2 separate regions of the Homo sapiens genome follow, and region 2 is linked to region 1. Evidence: read pairs that join two places in POLR2A ChIA-PET (ENCODE). Cell type or tissue: PC-9. All regions are shown on one strand. Links, peaks and the distances in the headings refer to the core of each region. The heading gives the core; the rest is flanking DNA.

Evidence for each region. ChIA-PET counts read pairs that join two places held together with the same protein. Peaks named below come from ENCODE experiments on the same cell type or tissue, not always from the same donor. Only the 100,000 strongest peaks of a DNase experiment are listed, where the experiment ranks them.
Region 2: POLR2A ChIA-PET joins it to region 1 with 10 read pairs; 2 of 35 experiments call an interaction of 5 or more read pairs at or near these places.

Annotation. Positions count from the first base shown.
Region 1 is chr9:132,978,518-132,988,579 of GRCh38, forward strand. GFI1B (growth factor independent 1B transcriptional repressor) reads left to right here and starts at 177. Exons shown (of 7, transcript NM_001377304.1): 1 at 177-324; 2 at 8,142-8,261; 3 at 8,765-8,902; 4 at 9,680-9,951. The coding sequence starts at 8,162. In PC-9, for the core only: no CTCF peak of the experiment used is centred there; no DNase peak of the experiment used is centred there; H3K27me3 peaks cover 3,794 bases.
Region 2 is chr9:133,144,700-133,154,761 of GRCh38, forward strand. It overlaps GBGT1 (globoside alpha-1,3-N-acetylgalactosaminyltransferase 1 (FORS blood group)), which reads right to left. Exons shown (of 7, transcript NM_021996.6): 7 at 8,249-9,562. The coding sequence ends at 8,878. It also overlaps a transcript of RALGDS not described here. Among named protein-coding and RNA genes, the nearest start is that of GBGT1, 14 kb to the right of the region's middle. RefSeq lists silencers at 1-66, 4,208-4,297, 4,328-4,837 and an enhancer at 4,151-4,798. In PC-9, for the core only: CTCF peaks have their summits at 2,941 (motif pointing left) and 5,000 (motif pointing left); DNase peaks (open chromatin) are centred at 3,062 and 4,812; H3K4me3 peaks cover 2,194 bases; H3K27ac peaks cover 1,702 bases.

The DNA.
Region 1 (10,062 bases), core at 2,975-6,974:
GCCGCTCCAAGTGTCGAGGGTTAGAAATGAGAATTCGAAGTCTTGTGTCCTGGAAAGTTTTGATAAGCAAATACGGCTGAGCTCCCGCGCTCTCTTCATTGGCTGCTTGTTCACCGCCAGATTTTGACACAAATAATCAGATTGAAAATCAGGGAGGGGAACAGAAGAGGAAAAACACACAGAGAGACAGAGCAAAAAGGAGAAGTATCTATTTGTGCAAAGAGTCACACAGTTGACAGAGTGGAGGCCAGTCCCGAGAGAGGCTTTGCAGTTCCCACCTCGGGAAGCTCCGGCAGAACCCAGGCGAGGGACAGCTCCGGACAGGTGAGTGCTGGAGGATGCGTTTCTACGCTTTTGTTTTGAAATGTGCCTGTGCGCCGCAGGTGGCTTCACAGCAGGCTCCCTGGCTCCTCCTGCGGTCCTAGGAAAGGTGAGGTGGGCTGGAAAAGCTCTGGAAGGCAAGGAGCCAAGGGAGAAACAGGGTGAGGACGTAGCCTCGTCTGAGCCACTGTGCTAGGAATTGCGCCTTTGCCGGCTGCGCAGAAACACTTTTCAAAATTTGATTTTAGGCTGACAGACGTCACCTTCGGGCACAAAGTCATACCCACAACCCAGCTGTCCTGGGGACCTGGGCAGTGCTCAGGGAGACACACTTCCAAGTGCCTGAGTTGTGTTCCCCCTCGGAGACAGTCCCAGACTTTAGGGACTTGACTAAAGTTCCTGGGACACTTTTTTTTTTTTTTTTTTTTTTTTTTTTGAGACAGAGTGAGACTCTGGAGCGCAGTGGTGCGATTGCACTGAAACCTCTGCCTCCCGAATTCAAGCGATTCTCCTGCCTCAGCCTCCCAAGTAGCTGGGATTACAGGCGCGTGTTACCACGCCTGGCTAATTTTTGTATTTTTAGTAGAGACGGGTTTCACCATGTTGGCCAGGCTGGTCTCGAACTCTTGACCTCAAACGATCCACCTGCCTCAGCCTCCCAAAGTGTTGGGATTACAGGCATTAGCCACTGCGCCCAGCCAAATTCCCAGGACACTTTGAGAGTCAGGCGCTCTCCCCTCCAGAGCCTACTAAGGGGAGATGACAGGGCTGCCCTCTCCCACACACTGCCCAGGCTCCAGGAACAATAGGACCGACCATGGAGAGGTACTGTTTCAGCTCGCCTTTCCCTGTGGCTGTTGTTAGCCCTTTCCACCTATTTTTGGAGAAAAAAAACCAAGTTTAAGTGTTGAGGCATCTGAGGAGACATGCTCACTCTAAAACAGGACTTGTGAAGAGGAGGTCTGCAGAATCGCCGTGGGTATGTGCCCGTGTACATTTTTCCGGGGAGAAAGTCCAGAGCTTTCACGAGTTCTTAGGGAGTAAATTCGATTACAATCTGTGGGCATGAGTCTGGTAGATATTAGAAGCCAGCTGAGCTGCACCTGACCGCCTGGACGCGCCTGCATGTTTCTTAGTAGGCAACAGGCAGAATATTTCTTCCAAGTCTAGCAAAGTGTCAAGTTTCTTGTCCTCGGAAGTATTGCAGAAGGAATTCTTTGGACAAGAAAATGCGTAATTCCCCTTGCTCTTTCTGTCAGAGTTTGGTCTTCCTGAAGAGAGTTCTTGGGGAACATTGGAGAGCTATACCTGGTTTCGGTTTGATTAATGGAATCACTCAAAACCAGCGCAGACCATTGCCCCGAAGCTTTCAGCGGGGCAGGGTAGGGTGGGTGGGAATCTTATTGGACAGTACAAGGATTTTCAAAGGCTCTGGGACCAGATGGCTCCAGATCACCCAGGGAAAACAGCCTGATCAAATGGGATTCTTCACTGTCTGTGCCACAATATCCAGACCCTTGGTTGAAACATCAGCAAACACCACCCCCTCTTAGTCTAGAGGGAGGCTTTTCGTGTGTTCCTTGCCAGGAATTCAAGCCAATGGGAGCTGCTTTAGTCTATAATATAGAGATATGCAGAAAGAGTTTCATTCACTCACTTGTCTTTTTATTTTGATAAAATACATATAACATAAAATTTCCCGTTTTAGCCATTTTCAAGCGTACCATTCAATGGTATTAAGTACACCCACATGGCTGTGCAACCATCACCACCATCCATCCACAGAACTGTTTCATCTCATAAAGCTGAAACTTCATACCTATTACACAGTAACTTCCATTCCCTTCCCCTCACCTCTGGCAACCTCTATCTATTTCTGTCTCTATGAAATTGCCTATTTTAGGGACTCATATAAGGAATCACACAGTATTTGTCCTTTTGTGATTGGCTTATTTCACTTAGCATAAATCCTTCAGGTTCATCCATGTTGTAGCATGCGCCAGCATTTCCTTCCTTTTTAAGGCCGAATAATGTTCAATCATATGTCTAGACCACATTTTGTTTGTTTGTTTGTTTGTTTGAGACAGAGTCTCTGTCACAAAGCTGGAGTGCCATGGTGCGATCTTGGCTCACTGCAACCTCTGCCTCCCGGGTTCAAGCGATTCTCCTGCCTCAGCCTCCTGGGTAGCTGGGATTACAGGCACCCACCACCATGCCTGGCTGATTTTTGTATTTCTAGTAGAGGTGGGGTTTCGCCATTTTGGCCAGGCTTGTCTTGGAACTCCTGACCTCAGGTGATCTGCCCACCTCGGCCTCCCACAGTGCTGGGATTACAGGTGTGAGCCACTAAGTCTGGCCATAGACCACATGTTGTTTGGACATTCATCTGCCATGAAACCTGGGTTGCTTCCACTTTTTGCCTATTGTGAATAGTGCTGCTATAAACATGAGTATGCAGATATCTCTTTGAGTCTCCCCTTCCAATGATTTTGGGTCTATACCCAGAAGTAGATTCACTCACTTTTGACATTGCATTCTCTGAGCTTTGGAGGAGACATTTGAGAACTCCTTCTAAATTTCAAATAAAAATGATGATTTAGACCGGCCTGGGCAACATGGCAAAACCCCGTCTCTACAAAAAATACAAAAATTAGCCAACTGTGGTGGTGCATGCCTGTAGTCCCAGCTACTCGAGAAGCTAAGATGGGAGGATCGCTTGGGCCTGGGAGGTGGAGGTTACAGTGGGCCAAGATCAAACCACTGCACTCCAGCCCAGGTGACAGAGTGAGACTCTGTCTCAAAATAATAATAATAATGATGGTGATGATGATGATGATTACTTTCTGCTGGGGCCCCTGGGCCTGACCTGGGCTCATTTTCCCCCGACTCCTCCACGGACAAGTCTTGTTTTCCCCTTGAATCTTTTTTTTTTTTGACAGAGTCTCGCTGTGTCACCCAGGCTGGAGTGCAGTGGCGCCATCTGGGCTCACCGCAACCTCCGCCTTCTGGGTTCAAGTGATTCTCCAGCCTCAGCCTCCCGAGTAGCTGGGATTACAGGTGCCTGCCACCACACCCAGCTAAGTTTTGTATTTTTAGTAGAGACGGGGTTTCCCCATGTTGGCCAGGCTGGTCTTGAACTCCTGACTTCAGGTGATCCGCCTGCCTTGGCCTCCCAAAGTGCTGGGATTACAGGCGTGAGCCACCACGCCCGGCCTCCCTTGAGTCTTTAAACATAAAGGAAGTCAAAAAGGTTCTCTGTAGCTGACCCTGAGAACCAGCTGAGTCTTACCCAACCCTCCCAAAAGGGGAACCCGAGTGACAAGTCTTTTAGTCAAGGTGGTTCAATCTCTCACTGAAGGTCAACGAATTCTACATGGGATTTTAGAGCAAAAGGGAAGTTTAGAAATCTCTTAGCCCAACCGTCCCTTTTAAGAGATAGGAAAACCAAGCCCCAGGTTGGTGGCTGATGCGGTCACAAGCTCCAGGACCCCAAATCAGACTCAACTCCTTGGGCAACAAAGGGGCCTCATTACAGGGACATCACAGGCCTGTTGACCCAAGTCCAACTGGAAGTTAGGGTGCTGGCTCCTGCCAGGGTGCAGGGTCGCCTGTCTTCAAGAAGCACTGACTGAGATTCTGACTCAGGGTCAGGGGGACTCTATCAGGATCGGGGGTTATGGAGTGATAACAGTGAGCCTCTTTCCGGAGGTCCGATACCATCAAGTCCTCTGTTTTATGAAGAATTCCTGAGCTTCTTTCATAATCTCTGCTCTTAGCTCCTTCTCAGAACGGAGTTCATGTCAATCAAAACCAAGTGGTTGTTAATTAACTACAGTATAGGTGATTGGTTCCTGTTTTTTCTTTAAAAAAAAAACAACTCTGCTAACAGGGGCCAAAAGGAAGTTCACCGGGTGCATTTGGCCCCTCTGTGAGCCAGAGGGCTTGGCCGTGGCGTTGGCTGTGTCACTGTCACTTGCCAAGCTCAGGGGAGAGAACACTGGGGGGAGGCAAGAAAGCGGGTGTGGGGCTCAGGGGAGATCACTAGAAGAAGCATGAGAATCACCTTCCTGAGGCTGGAGAACCCCAGAAGCCAGCCCCATCTTGCCCTGTGCCTAAGTGAAAAGTGCTTGGCCAGGGCTCATGAGCGCTAGAAAGTGTCCTTGTTGTGGGGCCCAGGGTTAGAGTCAGTTGACCTGGGTTCTCCTTAGGCCCTGAGCCCAGGAGAATACCAATGCTTCCTGAAGGGAAGTCTGTCCCTGGCCTGGCCCCACCAAGACTCTTCAGGAGCCATGTGGGTCTTTTAGGAGCCTGGAAAAGACTTGAGGGTCAGAGGGTTTGATTTTTCTCCCTCCTTTTTTTTTTTTTTTTTTTTTGAGACAGAGTGTGGCTCTGTCACCCAGGCTGAAGTGCAGTGGTGGTGTGATCTCGGCTCACTGCAACCTCCGCCTCCCGGGTTCAAGCGATTCTCCTGCCTCAGCCTCCTGAGTAGCTGGAACTGTAGGCAAGTGCCACCATGCCCGGCTAATTTTTGTATTTTTTGTAGAGACGAGGTTTCACTGTGTTGGCTAGGCTGGTCTCGAACTCCTGATCTTGTGATCCGTCCGCCTCGGCCTCCCAAAATGTTGGGATTACAGGTGTGAGCCACTGCACCCGGCCTGATTTTTCTCCCCTCTTGCCCCAGCACCCTGCATTTCCCTCTGTGCTGCAGGCGGTGTTCACCGGGTGCTGTGAGGACCTCTGACAGTGCTGGGTGGCACAGTGGCTTGAGAGTAAAATCCTAACAGGCCAGGAGCCCTGGGTCTGAGTCACTTTCCTCTCTGCACCTCAGTTTTCCCACCTGCAACCTGGGAAGACACTGCTTGACACGGGCACACGAGGGAGCTTCAAACTGCTGTTTTCATCCCTAGCACGTCGGCTCCACTCCCTCTGCAGAGAGAAGCCCATGCCGGGCACTGCCCAGCACTTGGCACCCATTCTGCACCGAGTAACTGCCCACCTGCTGGGCTGAAAGTCAAGAGCATGGAGGCCTGGGGCCAGACAGACCCCAGTCCTTCCCTGCTCACTCTGCCCCAGGGTCCTGAGCCCTCCAGGCTTCAGCTCCTTCTTTATAAAATGGGACAGCAGCGGGACTCAGCATCTGGATTAAGCATCAGAATTAAAGGTGTAATAAACAAGGCAGGCTAAGCAGCCCCCTGCCAGAAGGTTTGACCAGCTCCTCTTCTATCACAGAAGCCTTGGCGAGTACCTTTGGTTCTAGTTGATTTCCTCATAAATATTATGCGCAAAAAAGGATCATCTTTTGATATTTTGATAGGCAAACCATGACCCTCACAGGCCCCCTCAAAACAAAGTGCAAGGGGAACCCCACACCCCCAGTCCTCCTCCTGCTCACTGGGTCCCCTCCTCTCCCCCTAGGGTCTGGCCTCCCCATGGGCTTTCTTGAAGCGAAGAAGAGTTAAAAGCGGGAAGGAAGGGGGGTGTGGGGAGCCCTGGTGAGGGAGGGGGAGGAGGCAAGAGGAGGAAGACGTGTCCCTGGGAGATAAGGCCGTGGGCTGCCCCCGGCCCGAGCCTGTGTTCAGAGAGCCGAGAATCTGACCGCGGGAAGGGACCCCAGAGGCCTTCAAGGTCCTTTCTCCTAATTTTAGAGCTCAGAGAGTACAGGGCCTTGAGCGCGGCCCTGGCTTCTGGGAGGCTGCTGCAGCCCTTGGCACAGGGCTTACCCCGTCCTTTGAATGCACCTGCAGTGGGCTGGGTGCTGGGATGCGGGGGAGCACATGCTGAGCACCTCTCACACTCGCTCCTGATGGATAAAGGTCCTTTCTCGCTCCCCACCATCCCATGTGGTTGGATTGGGATCCCCGTTTAGCAGATATGAGCACTGAGGCTCAGTGATGAGCCTTACAGCAGGCAAGGGCTGGGCCTGAGCTTGGCCCCCTGTGCAGAGCCCCCAGTCCAAACTCTTGATGCCCCCAGGCTCTGGGCCAGGGGGAAGCAGGCCTGGGCATAGTCGGGTCCCTCTTCTGCCTGGCTGTGGTTCATCTCCTTGGGGAAGGGGTGAGTCCCTGGCCCTTTTCCAAGCTGCATTCTCTAATCTCCCACCTCCCACCCTGCTCCTGGGCCAAGGCCTTATCACCCAGGCCCTCACTGCTGTTCTGAAGCAGCTGTGATCCCTCTCCCGCCTTCTCCGGACCCTATCACCCCTGCAGCCTTGCATGGCGGCTGGCCCAAGGGGTGGGGGGGTGGGACTCCTCTGACGCCTCAGGCATGGGCCTGGTGTCGGCCTGGGTGCAGCGTGGGGGCAGAAAGGATAGAGGACCACCAGAAGATGCTCTCCAGAGTGCCCGGGGGAACCTCACAGGCTGAGTGCAGGGATGTGAACCATTCTGGGGGCCAGGCAGGGCTCTCAGCTCCAGAGGGCTCTGCAGGGGAAGCCAGGAGTCCTGGGGTGGTCAAGTTGGTCCAGCCCTGTCACTCCCTGACTCTGCCTGGGATGGTCCCTTGACTGATGTGGTCCTTGGTTTCTTCTCCCACTCCCTGACTGGTGGGGTTGGTAGTGATGCTGGGCTGCCCACGGAAGCTGGGGGCTGTTCGCCTCTTCTCCTGTGTCCATGAAGCCTCAGGCCTCCAGGTGCAGTGGAGTTGGGGGTCCTCTCAGGTCTTGAGTCCCCACACCCCACTCCTCAGAGAGAGAAAGCCCCTGTCTCTCTAGGGAACAGACTCTGGGCCAGGGCTGTGGACAAGGCGCAGCCGTGCTCTGGCGGCTGTGGCTTGCGGCTTGCAGGAGCACGTGGATTGGCAATGTCCCCTCGTTTGCTGCAGCTTCTCTGCCAGAGCCCCCAGTGATAGACACTGAACACCTGTGATGCACCTGTCAGCACTGCAAGCCTGGACATCCCCACTTACAGCAAAGGGGATAGGCCCAGAGAGGTTAAGTGTGTGTCCCAAATTGCACAGCAAGTGAACTGAGATTCTAACCCACGAACCACTGATTCCAAAACCTAAGCTCAGACCACCCGTTTCTATGGCCTCTGAAGGTGAATCTCACTGGTACCCAAATGTAGCTTTCTAGAATTGGGGTCCACTGTGTGTCACAGAGGGAGACCCCAGTCCCTGCCTTTCCTTTTCTGCTCCATTGCAGCCCAGGTCATGCCAATGGGAGCAGGCTTGTCTGAGCGTTTTCTAGGGGGCGATGCATTCATTTCCTGGTGAAGGAGCAGTGAGGGAAGTTAGGATTTGTAGCTGCCGTAACAAAATAGCACAAACAGGTGGCTTAAAACCAACAGAAATTTATTCTTTCATGGTTCTGGGATCTAGAAATCCAAAATCGAGGTGTCCGCAAAGTGGGTTCTTTCTGCAGACGCCAGGGGAGAGGGTTTCATGCCCCTCTCTGAGTTCTGGCGGCTGTCGGCACTGCCTGGCATTCTCTGGCTGATAGAAGCTCCGAGTTCTGGCGGCTGTCGGCACTGCCTGGCATTCTCTGGCTGATAGAAGTGTCACTCTCTGCTCTGTTGTCGGCACACGGCGTTCTCCCTGGGTGTCTGTGTCTCTGGGTCCAAATTTCCATCTTCTTATAAGGACACGAGTCATCTTGGATTGAGGGCCCATCCTAACCCGGAATGACCTCATCATAACTTGATTACATCTGCAAAAACACCCTATTGCTAATAAGGTCACATTCACAGGTTCTGGGTGGACATGAACTTTGGGGGCCACTGTTCAACCCAGTATAGCTGGTGTTTTATCTCAGGAGGAGGTTCTGAGATATGGAGGGGTATTGTTCTCTTGTCCTTCCTAACCGCTCCCATCCCTCCCCCTTGCAGGTGTGGGGTGCACACTGAAAATGCCACGCTCCTTCCTGGTGAAGAGCAAGAAGGCTCACACCTACCACCAGCCCCGTGTGCAGGAAGATGAACCGCTCTGGCCTCCTGCCCTTACCCCGGGTGAGTCAGAGCCCGGGCTGGCGCCTGCTGCACCCACGGGGGGCTCTCTGCTCTGCGTGATGAGGGTGCAGCAGCGTCCCTCCTGCAGCAGCCTCTTCTTCCAAGTCTGGAAACAGGAGTGCAGTAACTGTGGGTTGCAGATGAAAGGAGTAGACAAATGAGTGATGCCCTCATCCCTTCTGCCCTGTTAGGGAGACGAGAGTGTCAGGTTGGAGCCAGTACTTAGTTACTGGCATGTGGGGCCTCACTGGAGGCCCAGTCTAGGGCTGGAGTTGGGTTGCTCAGAAAAACAGACTGGTCCAAAGTCTTCCCCGGGGTCTCCTCCTGGCCTCTTCTTGCCGCCGCCTGCTCTGGGCAGAGCCCGGGAGTGTGAGCCGCCAGAAGCAGCGGCACGTGGCTGTCTCTCTGGGCCTCCTCCTCCTAGGAAGGGCGTGCCCTCCTTGCTCCCTCTGGGCTTCCCAGAAACCGTGGCTATTGATGCTGATGGTCCTATCTCCCCACAGTGCCCAGAGACCAGGCTCCAAGCAACAGCCCTGTCCTTAGCACTCTATTCCCAAACCAGTGCCTGGACTGGACCAACCTCAAACGAGAGCCGGAGCTGGAGCAGGACCAGAACTTGGCCAGGATGGCCCCGGCACCAGGTACCCCGCTGTGACCCACTGTCATTCCCCAGGGAGTGCCAAGGGGAGGAAGGATGAAGGGACTCTTGCAGCAGGGCCCCTTGGGGCCCTGGAGTCAGGAAGGACCCACGAAGTCACTGGATGCAGCCCGGGCTCTGTGGCTTCTGCTTGGGCCTCTCAGACAGGGAGCTAATTCCCGGATGTGGGCTAGGTGGGAGAAGAGGCCAGAAGCAGCAGCTGGGCCGGTCCGTGCAGGGAGTGAGGTGGGCACTGTGGAGTGAGGCTGGGGGTGTCTCTGGGCTGGAAAAGCTGAGGAGCCACAGTGAGGACCCAGACATTCCTGGCAGTAAGTATCTGGGTTGACACCCTGAAACCCTCCACATGAGGTGATGAAGGTAGTGGTGTGTGGTAGAGGGTGGTGGGAAGGGGGTGCCCTGTGTTTATTTTATTTCATTTTATTTTTTGAGACAGTGTCTCACTCTGTTGCCCAGGCTGGAGTGCAGTGGCACGATCTCAACTCACTGCAACCTCTGCCTCCCAGGTTCAAGCAATTCTCCTGCCTCAGCCTCCCTAGTAGCTGGGATTATAGGCGTGAGCCACCACGCCTGGCTAATTTTTGTATTTTTTGGTAGAGACAGAGTTTCACCACGTTGGTCCGCCTGGTCTTGAACTCCCGACCTCAAGTGACCCACTTGCCTCAGCCTCCCAAAGTGCTGGAATTGCAGGCATGAGCCACGCCACTGTGCCCAACCCCCTGTGTTTAAATGAGTAACCAGGCCTGTGTCGTTATCTCCACAGAGGGCCCCATTGTGCTGTCCCGACCCCAGGATGGGGACTCTCCACTGTCCGACTCACCCCCATTCTACAAGCCTAGCTTCTCCTGGGACACCTTGGCCACAACCTATGGCCACAGCTACCGGCAGGCCCCCTCCACCATGCAGTCAGCCTTCCTGGAGCACTCCGTCAGCCTGTACGGCAGTCCTCTTGTGCCCAGCACTGAGCCCGCCTTGGACTTCAGCCTCCGCTACTCCCCAGGCATGGATGCGTACCACTGTGTGAAGTGCAACAAGGTGGGCAGCGGGGGGTGTGGTGGGCACCTGGGCCCTCCTCTCCGCACTCCCTCTCAACTCACTGGCAGCTCTGGGCGTTCTCTGTGCTGTGAATGTTGGGGCTCTGGTGGG
Region 2 (10,062 bases), core at 2,359-6,358, 170 kb after region 1:
TCCGACTCCCCGCTGCTCCCCTAGTCCCCGTAGGCACGCGGGTACCCGGCCTTTGGGAGGGGGATCATTCCCAATACTCCTGTTACGGGTTGAACTGTGTCCCTGAACAAAAAGATCTCTGGTACCCGTGAATGAGATCTTATTTGGAAATAGGGTCTGTGCGGATAGAATCCGGATGAGGTCATACTGGATTAGGGTGGGCCTTAATCCAATGACTGCTATCCTTATGATAACAGGGAAAATTGGACAGACACGCACAGGCGGACAGACACGAACTGATGAAGGCACAGTTTGCAGTCACACGTCTACAAAACCAGGAACGAATGCCAAGGAAACTGGCAGCCACCAGAGGTTGGAAGATGCAAGGAAGTATCCTCTCCTAGAACCTTCAGAGACAGCATGGCCTTGCTGACCCCTGGATTTTGGACTTCTGGCCTTTAGAACTGTGAGAGAATACATTTCTGTTGTGTTGAGCCACCCAGCACTTTGTGACAGCAGCCCAGGAAGCTGACCCGATAGACACTGGTCCCAGTCATCACCCTCTGTGCCATCACCACACCTCCCCTCCACGAATCAACCACGACCACAGGACACCTCCTTCTGGAATCTCTCTGTGCCCACGCACTCCCCAGATGAGCACTTCCCCTTCCCCTGGCAACTCCCCGGATTCTTGTTACCCCCACCCCCCGCCCCGGCATGGCCTGGGCCCAGGAGACAGATACGAAATGAATGAGTGAATATCCACCTTTGCTACTTCGTCATATTCAGATGTTCGTAAAAATCTGTATGTTCGTCATATTCAGATGTTCGTAAAAATCAAGTGGCAGCAGTGCTGGGGGTTAAGGAAATGGGGAGAGTGATGGCAGATGTGTGAGGGGAGACAAGGGGCACTTCCAGGTACTCACAGCCACCCTGGGAGCTGGGACAGCCAACCAGTGTGTTCTCATGCTCCCAGCCCCTGAGGCTCAGAGAGGGGAAGCCATCTGGGTCACCAAGCTCCTGCCTCTTGCCAGTTCTGTGACCCCAAACTAGCCATTGTGCCTTTCAGGGCCTCCCCAGTCTCCTGACCTGCACAATGGGGATGGTTCTAACGTCTACTTCCTGGGGACATCACCACGCTAATGTGAGACAATACTACAAAACCTGTTAGCTGCCTCACAGACTTAGAGATGGAAGGATTAGGAAGGAAAAGGGCCTTCAGAGACTGCAGGGTCCTGCTGACCCCTGGATTTTGGACCTCTGGCCTTTACAACTGTGAGGAAAGAAACTTCTCACAGGGGCGAGACACAGCCCGGAATACAAGTCGGACAGGCTGGGCACTGGTGCTGTGATCTGGGGAAAGTCACTCCCTTCTTGGTCTGGTTTCCTCATTTGCACCATGAACGGGTTGAAAATGAAGCAAAAATCAGATATCGGCCCCCTGTGGCATATGGGAGCATCTTCCAATGGGAACACCTTCCAATGGCTCCCATGATGTTTGTTTGTTTGTTTGTTCGTTTGTTTATTGAGACAGGGTCTGGCTCCGTCGCCCAGGCTGGAGTGCAGTGGCATGATCTTGGCTCACTGCACTCATCACCTCCCAGGTTCAAGTGATTTTCCTGCCTCAGCCTCCGGAGTAGCTGGGATTATAGGCACCTGCCGAGACACCCAGCTAATTTTTGTATTTCTTTTTTGTAGAGACGGGGTTTCACCACGTTGGCCAGGCTGGTGTTGAACTCCTGACCTCAGGTGATCCACCCGCCTCGGCCTCCCAAAATGCTGAGATTACAGGTGTGAGCCACCGCGCCCAGCCTCCGTTATGTTTAGAATCAGGCCTGACTGCCTCCTCTCAGACACTGTCCCAGGCAGCCTCCACACTGGCCCCAGAGATCCCTGCCTCCTGGTACATAAGTTGCTGAGTGATCCCCTTCCTCCGAGGGTGATTGGATTTAGTGACTGGCTTCTCACCAACAGAACACAGCACAGGTGATGTGAGGTCACTTCCAAGATTTACAAAAAACTATGACTTCTGTCTTGCTTGTTTGCTCTTGTTTTCCTCCCCACCTTCACCCCTCACTCTGGGGAAGTGAGTTCTGATGCCGTGAGCTGCCTGCCCTACAGAGAGACCCACATGGCAGTGAACCAAGGGAGGGCCCCCACCAACAGTCACAGAAGAACTGATGCCCTCAGTCAAAACTGAATCCTGCCAATAACATGAGAATGGCCTGGGGGCGGGTCCTGCCCAGTCCAGCCATGGATGAGACCCCAGTCCCAGCCTCCCTTGAGACCTGGGGGCAGAGGCACCCAGCTGAGCTGCCCTGGATCTGGGTCCACAGAAACTGTGTGATGATCAATGTCTGTTGCTGGAAGCTGTACATTAGGGTAGTGTTGTCACATAGCTGTCCACAGGCCCCTGGGCTGCCCCTCCCACCCCCAGCTCACTTGGGCCACACTGGCCTCCTTTCTCACTCCTCTCTGGCCAAACTCATTTCTGCCTCCCAGCCCTGCCTGCTGAGCCTTCTCCATCACACTGTCCAGACTCGTGCAGGGCTGGCCCATGCTTTGTCTTCTGGTCACAGCACAGATGTCCCCTTAGCGAGACCTCTCAGATCCCCACCCAGCAGGCCCCAGCCCTCCATGGCAGCCCCGGCATTATTTTCGCTGCAGCACTGCTTTTTCCTTTCTGTGCCTGTTTGCTTTTGTGCCCTGTCCATCGCCCCCTCCAGACTGCCAGCTCTGGAGGGCAGGCCCCCCTGGGTCACTTTCAGAGCCACACCCAAGCCCAACGCTGCCCCCCCACAACCCAGGGTGAGTGCTTGGGCACACCTGCTGAAGGGAAAGAGGAAGCTCTTGGAGCCCCCTCCCGCCTCTGAGCAGCTAACATTGTGGAGAGGGATGCTAGTAATGGGGGGTGTGCATTGGGTAGAGGCCGGGGTCCCCCAGAGGGACCCTGCCGGGCTCTCCCTGACTCCAGTTGCTCCAATGAGTACAGTGGGCACTGCCTCCCCCTGGTGGCCGGCACTAGCACAGCAGCAGCAGCCTCAGGCAGAAAACCCAGAAAACAAAACACACACCTTTGTTTGGGTGTTGTCAAGGTAGCAGCTCTCCTGAGTCCCAGGGGGTCAAAGGAGCAGAACCTGCAGGCTCCAGGGGTAATTCAAGGCGCCTCAGAAGCTTCATTTGCTCCCCTCTTTCCCTCTGCTGGTCCTGGGGTGTCCAGTTCACTCGTGAGGCCTCCTCACTCCAACCAGGGCAACGGCTCTGGCCCCACTTCCAAATAAGAACCCTGAGGCTCCAACAAGGACAGTCTTGTCCCACAAGAGTTGTCCAGTGCTTGGCCACGCTCTGCACCACCCCAGGCCCTCAGCCCTTCAGCCCCCCCGGCTTCTCTTGCTCAGAAGAACCTCCAAGAAGAAGGCATTTTCCACAGACCTCGGTGGGTAGTGGGGGCATCCCCAGTGGAGACCTAAGGCCGACAGACACGTCTACGAGCCTGTGGGACCCTTGGAGTCACCCAGGCCAAACATTCCAATTTATAGAGCAGGAATTTGAGGCTTCCTTTCCTACAGCCCCGTCCACACTGAAGGGGTCTTTTCCTGCTTCCAGGTGATCACAGCGGTGAACACAGAACCCCACAATCTGTCCTCTCCAGGCTGCCCCAGCCCAGACAGATCCTGGGAACCTTGGAGAATCCCCGCCCATCAAGCTGGCGTGTCCTCCCCTTGCCCCCCACCCCGTGCCATGGCCCCAGGCATGTTGCTGGGTACTGGATGCCCCTGCCCGTGGCAGAGTAGCCCCCGCCCTCTTTCTTCTTTCCCCCAGTCACTTCCCCAGCGTCCCGTCCTACTCTGAGCCCCAGGAAGTGTGTGGTGTGTGTGTCTGCGTGTGTGTGAGCATGTATGCGCAGGCCTGCGCCTGTACGTGCGCGGAGAAGCCCAGGCAAATGAGCCCACATGGGAGATGGGCAGGGGTCCCCAGGATCTTAGAGGCTGTCATTCCCAAAGCAAACCCCACGGGAAGGGTGAGCCGAGCCCTTCCTGGCCTAAGAGGCCGGAACCCTCCCTTCATCTCTGGACTCCGCCAACTTCGTGTGCCCCGGGCGAGTCCCTGCCCCTCTCCTGTCCTCAGTTTCCCTACTGTCCCGGGCGGGGTTGGACGCGGAGCTGCGTAAGCGCACGCTCAGCGTGGACGCGGCGCCGGGCTCCCTCCCCCCGGTGGGTGTGGGCTGGGGCATACGGTCCTCCCTCCACCCGCGACGCGAGGCTGGGGACGGCGCGCACTCACCTGGCAATCTACCATCATCCTCAGCCTCGGTGGCACATCGCCGGCCCCAGGGCGGGACCCGGGGCTCGCAGAGGCCGCTCGCCTGGGCCCGCGCGCGGCGCAGGGGTGCGCCCGGCTGCGGGGCTCATGGCGCGGCCTCCGGTCCCCGCCGGGCCCAGGACTCTGCGGCCCTCGGGGCCGCCCCGGCAGCCGCCAGCGCCGCTCCCATTGTCTGCGCCGCGCCGCGCTCCGGCCGCTCGGGCCTCGCCGCTCGGTTCCGCCCCGGCTCCCCGGGCTCGGGCCCGGGTGGGCGGGGACAGCCGCGGCCCCGCCCCAGCCCGCCCGCAGGTGCGAGGGGCGCGCCCCGCCGCGTGAGCTCGGGGACGCGCTCGGGGGCGCGCTCAGGCCTCCCTCCCGCGGGCCGACGCGGGTGTTCCCCCCGCGGGGCAGCCGGGCCTGTTGTCCAAGGCCGGGCGCGCACACGGGGCCTGCGCGGGACCGCAGACAGCGCGTGCACGTCACTCCGCTTCGCCGCGCGCACGCGCCACGCTCCCAGCGCCATGTGCGGCCGATCTCACGTGTCCGTCCGCCCCAGCCGCCTGCTCAGTACTCCCCACCCCGCTAGGACCTAGGGCCAACCTCGCCCCAGCCAGGCGGGGGCCGCTGAGTCGGCGCGCCGGCGTCACCAAATATACACGTTCACCCTGGCGCCCAGCACCCCGATGCCACCTGCTGGACTCGGCTCGGCGGATGGCTGGGAGCTGGGGGACCCGAGGTGACAGCGAACTCAGCCTGGGCAGGGAGAAAGTCAGGTCTCCCCTTCCCCTCCTCTTCCCCACCTCCCTCCTTGTCTTCCCTGACAGCACCCGGGACCACAAGGTCCAGCTGCAGCTTCAGCTGGTGTAAGATGGGGCTCAAGGGAGCCTGGGGGAAGGAGGCCTCACACTGGGGTTGAGCGACTGTTGGGGGTAGTCAGTGTTATTAGGGCTAACTGATTTCGTCCCTTTTTATTTTTTATTTACTTTTGTTTTTGAGATGGAGTCTCGTTTGTTTGTTTTTTGAGACGAAGTCTCACTCTTGTCCCCCAGGCTGGAGTGCAATGGCGCGATCTCGGCTCACTGCAACCTCCACGTCCCAGGTTCAAGCAATTCTCCTGCCTCAGCCTCCTGAGTAGCTGGGATTACAGGCACCTGCCACCACGCCCGGCTAATTTTGTATTTTTAGTAGAGATGGGGTTTCACCATGTTGGCCAGGCTGGTCTCAAACTCCAGACGTCAGGTGATCCTCCCACCTTGGCCTCCCAAAGTGCTGGGATTACAGGCATGAGCCACTGCACCAGCCGCAGTCTCCTTCTTGTCGACCAGGCTGGAATGCAGTGGCTAGATCACGGCTTATTGCAACCTCTGCCTCCTGGGTTCAAGCGATTCTCCTGTCTCAGCCTCCCAAGTAGCTGGGATTACAGGTGCACGCTGCCACCACCACGCCCGACTAATTTTTGTGTTTTTAGTAGAGACAGAGTTTCACCATATTGGCCAGGCTGGTCTCGAACTTCTGACCTCAGGTGATCTGCCCTCCTCGGCCTCCCAAAGTGTTGGGATTACAGGCGTGAGCCACTTTGCCTGGCCAACCCTTTTGATTTATTTATTTATTTTATTTTTTTGAGACAGAGTCTCACTCTGTCACCCAGACTGGAGTGCAATGGCACAGTCTCAGCTCACTGCAACCTCCACCTCCCAGGTTCAAGTGATTCTCCCGTCTCAGCCTCCCGAGTAGCTGGGACTACAGGCATGTGCCATCACACCCGGCTAATTTTTGTATTTTTAGTAGAGGCGGGGTTTCACTATGTTGGCCAGGCTGGTCTGGAACTTCTGACCTCGTAATCTGCCCACCTTGGCCTCCCAAAGTGCTGGGATTACAGGCGTGAGCCACTGTGCCCGGCCTTTTTTATTTTTAAAAAAACTATGTAGAGATGAAGTCTCACTATGTTGCCCAGGCTGGTTTGGAACTCTTGGGCTCCAGAGATCCTCCTGCCTTGGCCTCCCAAAGTGCCGCAATTACAGGCGTGAGCCACTGTGCCCGGCTTCATTCAATTTTATACCAGAGCCAAGGCACCAGCACTGCAGGCCACTCAGCTGTAAGTGGCCAGGCCCTGCTGTGCGTGGTGACCCCCACTTCATGGCTCTTCCCCGTCACTCATCCCCGAGCTGGTCATCAGAGGCCTCATCCTGTGTTGGGGCCTCGCTGGCCAGGTATCCCCTGAGTCCAGCGCTTGGGCCCCATATATATTGATCCCCCTGCTGGGACAGGCCTGCGGTGACCCCTGCCTCCTAGCCTGGCATTCAGAACCCTGTGTGACCTGGTCCCTATACCCCAACTCTAGCCTCCTGGGGCCATCCTGACCCAGGGACCCCATCAAGCCCCTGCCCCTCTCAGAGCCCCCTGCCAGCACTGCCCCTCCCTGTATCCTCCTCCACAATGCACTCACCTTCAGAGCTGCACTCCTCCCACCCTGTGCAGAGCACAGTCTTGAACCCAGATGACCTGGGTTCAAACCTGCAGCTGAGCCACATCACAGGCAAGCTCATGGTGACCTCTCAGAGTCTCAGTTTCCTCTACTGAAAATGAGTCAGGGACTCCCACCCGGGAGGGTGTGCCAGGGGTAAAGCTGGGTGTAAGTGGGGTGAGGGGGGTATGGGGGACTTCTCCCCTGCTAGGTGGAGCTGCCCAGGCCTCAGAGTCTGCTGTCACCTCAGGTCCCCCATCTCCCAGCCATCCACCCAGCTGAGTCCAGCGCTCCATGGCCCTCTCTGTGCTTTCAACAGAAGCTCCTCGGAGGCAGGGCCTACTCCTTCAGCACAGAACCCCTCCCCTGGAGCAGGTGCTCCCTATGAGGGACACAGAGGCCATGGTTCCATTCCTGCCCCTCTGCCCAGGAGGCACTCAGTGCCCCTTCAAGACTCCAGGCCTCTCCAGCCCAGTCTGTCTCCTCCAACTGGTCACTCCATCTGTCCACGCTCTTCGGGTCTGTCCCTGCTCGCCAGCCAAACCACAGGTGAAGGAAGAATGAACTCAGGGCTGGCCCCAGCTTTTCCACGGGTGACCAAGTGGGTGGGTGCCTGCCCGTTCCAGTATGACCAGAGTCTACCCCACCCTCCTTTCTGTCTTCTCCTTCCATGAAAAAGATGCTGCTGTCTCCAGGGCGGTGAGCACCAGGCCGCCAAGCCCTGAACCCATACCCCACCCCATCTCTGCGTGGCCAGGCAGACAGAACCACACTGTAGGCCTCTGAAGTCCTTCTGGATCCAGACTGGAGAGGTCATCTTCCCATGCCCTCTAATCCTGGCCTGCACCATTGGCTCAGAGTCCCACGCCCACTGGTGACCTCACAGGGCTGCAGTGACCCTGGATACGGGAGCTCCCAGGGTTGTCCGGCTGCTGGGCTCCATACCCCTCTACACAGTTGGGAGTGTGGTGGCTCTGCCAGCATGCTCCACTTCACCCAGTCTCCCTGGAGAACTGGAATGAAATCCTGTCCGTTGTAGCCTCTAGCTTTAGCTCAGATTTTCTGGAGTAACTATATCCCTATTCGATTGTGTTTGACTTCCAGTCTGCCTGTGTCCCCACTGCCTGATGGAACAGACACTGGGGACACAGGCAGGCTGGATGTGCAGGTAAAAACCACCTTAGTGGCCGGGCACAGTGGCTCACACCTGTAATCCCAGCACTTTGGGAGGTCGAGGCAGGTGGATCACTTGAGGCCAGGAGTTTGAGACAAGCCTGGCCAACACGGTGAAACCCCGTCTCTACTAAAAATACAAAAATTAACTGGGTGTGGCGGGCACCTGTAATCCCAGCTACTTGGGAGTCTGAGGCAGGAGAATCGCTTGAACCTGGGAGCCAGAGGTTGCAGTGAGCCAAGATCACGCCACTGAACTCCAGCCTGGGTGACAAGAGCGAAACTCGGTCTCAAAAAAAACAAAAACAAAACAAAAAAAATCACCCTAGCTAGGGTTGAGCACACGCCCCCTTTATTATAAACTGCCCCAAACCCTCTTAAGAAGGAGGTGGCTAGTCCCCTGAGAGTGCGGCTCACTTTGGGGTGCAGGAAACCGAGGGAGCCTAGACCTGTTCCATTTCAAAGGCTCACTCTGGGGGCCTGAGTGAGGAATTGGCTACATGTGGTTGGGAGACATCAAAGGACCCAGGACCCCTGTGACCAGAGAAAAGGGGTCTAGGGCGCCTTCACACCAGGGTATTAGAAATGCTACGTTAAGGGCAATATGCAATAAACGGGGGACTGGCGCGGCAGGGTTCAGGCACTCTGAGTCGGGCTGAGGCTTCAGAGCCTGCCCCGCAAAGGCACGGCTGCAGAACGTGGCAAGCCTGCCGGGCCCTGCCTTTGTAACTGCGCCTCCCCTCCCCCTGTCTCACTGTTCCCATGCCGCGTTACTGTGAGATCCTGTGTGCTACTGTGTGCACAGCCCTCTGCAGTTCACAGTGGCCTTTCCACGTCCCTTTTCCGGTTGAATTCGCCTGACTGACAGGGAGGCGGGACAGGGCTGGTCTGCACGCTAGTGAAGCACTGGTGGCTGCAGGTCTTTGGGTCCCCATCCATGGCAACCCCCAGCTCCGTGGTCAGCTCCTCAGGCAGCTGATATCCTTGTCCAGTGTAGAAAAGCGGATCAGCTTCAGGCTGGGTGGCTGGGGCTTCCTGTCGTCCCAGAGGTACTCGGGGGACAGCACCTTGGACGGCTTGTTTGAGATGAAGTGACGGTTCAGGTGGCTTTCCTCCCGCCAGGCAGCCATGATGCCATTGGCCTTGTCCGCCAGGATGGCCATGTGGCAGCCCCTAGTAAACTCATATACCCTGGCCACCTGCCCCCCGAAGACTGCCCCACCATAATAGAAGTCCCCTTCGCTGTCTGCCACAAAGGCAGTGGAAACACGCCTGCGCTCATAGGGGAACTGCTGGCGGGGAACGGCGTAGTAGCTTGGGTGAATGGCAGCCACCAGGTCTCCCAAGGTCTCAGGGCCCCACGGGTTCCGAAACACCATGTCCACATCAAGGCAGAAGAGGTAGTCCACCTCCCGGTGAGCCCTCTTAGCAATGTGCTGGCTGATGGTCTCCATCCGGCGCATGGATGTCTCCTCCCAGTGGGAGTGACCCTGGATGGGGATGGAGCTGAGAAGCCGGTGGGGACCCAGCGGGACCCCGGGAACGGCTGCAGGGTTGTCAGTGAAGATGTAGTAGTGCACCCGGTACCCACGCATGAAGAACTCCTCGGCTGACTCCAGGAAGGACTGGATGAAATGAGTGTACCTAGTGATGATCACCCGGTCACCCACTGCTACACCAGCAGCCTGCCAGGGTCCCCACTGTGTGCTGGGGTCAGCCAGGCTGGGGTCCACTTACCAGCTCCCCATCTCAAGATGTCACTCTGCTCTGGCCCTCTGGGTCCTCATTTGTCCAATTCCCAAAATGCTAGTACCAGCCTCTTACGGCTGTTGTAAGCATGTTCCTGGTAGAGATTCTTATGCTCCTAGGCCAGGTGAACTTTTACTGAGCAATTTCTAAGTGCCCAGCGACGTTCTAAGAATTCTTATGATCTTTGATCTGCATAAGCATGCCCATTTTACAGGCAGGAACATTGAGGATCACAGAGAAGAAAGTAGTGAAGAAGCAGGTAAGTGGACGAATCAAGGGAAGGCAAGTTGAGCTAGATGCTGGGGGCATGGAGGGGGGTGTGGTTGACACAGCCCTGCCCCCAGGCCAAAACTCATTGGACAAGGGGGTCACCTGACCCTAGGTGGACCATTCAT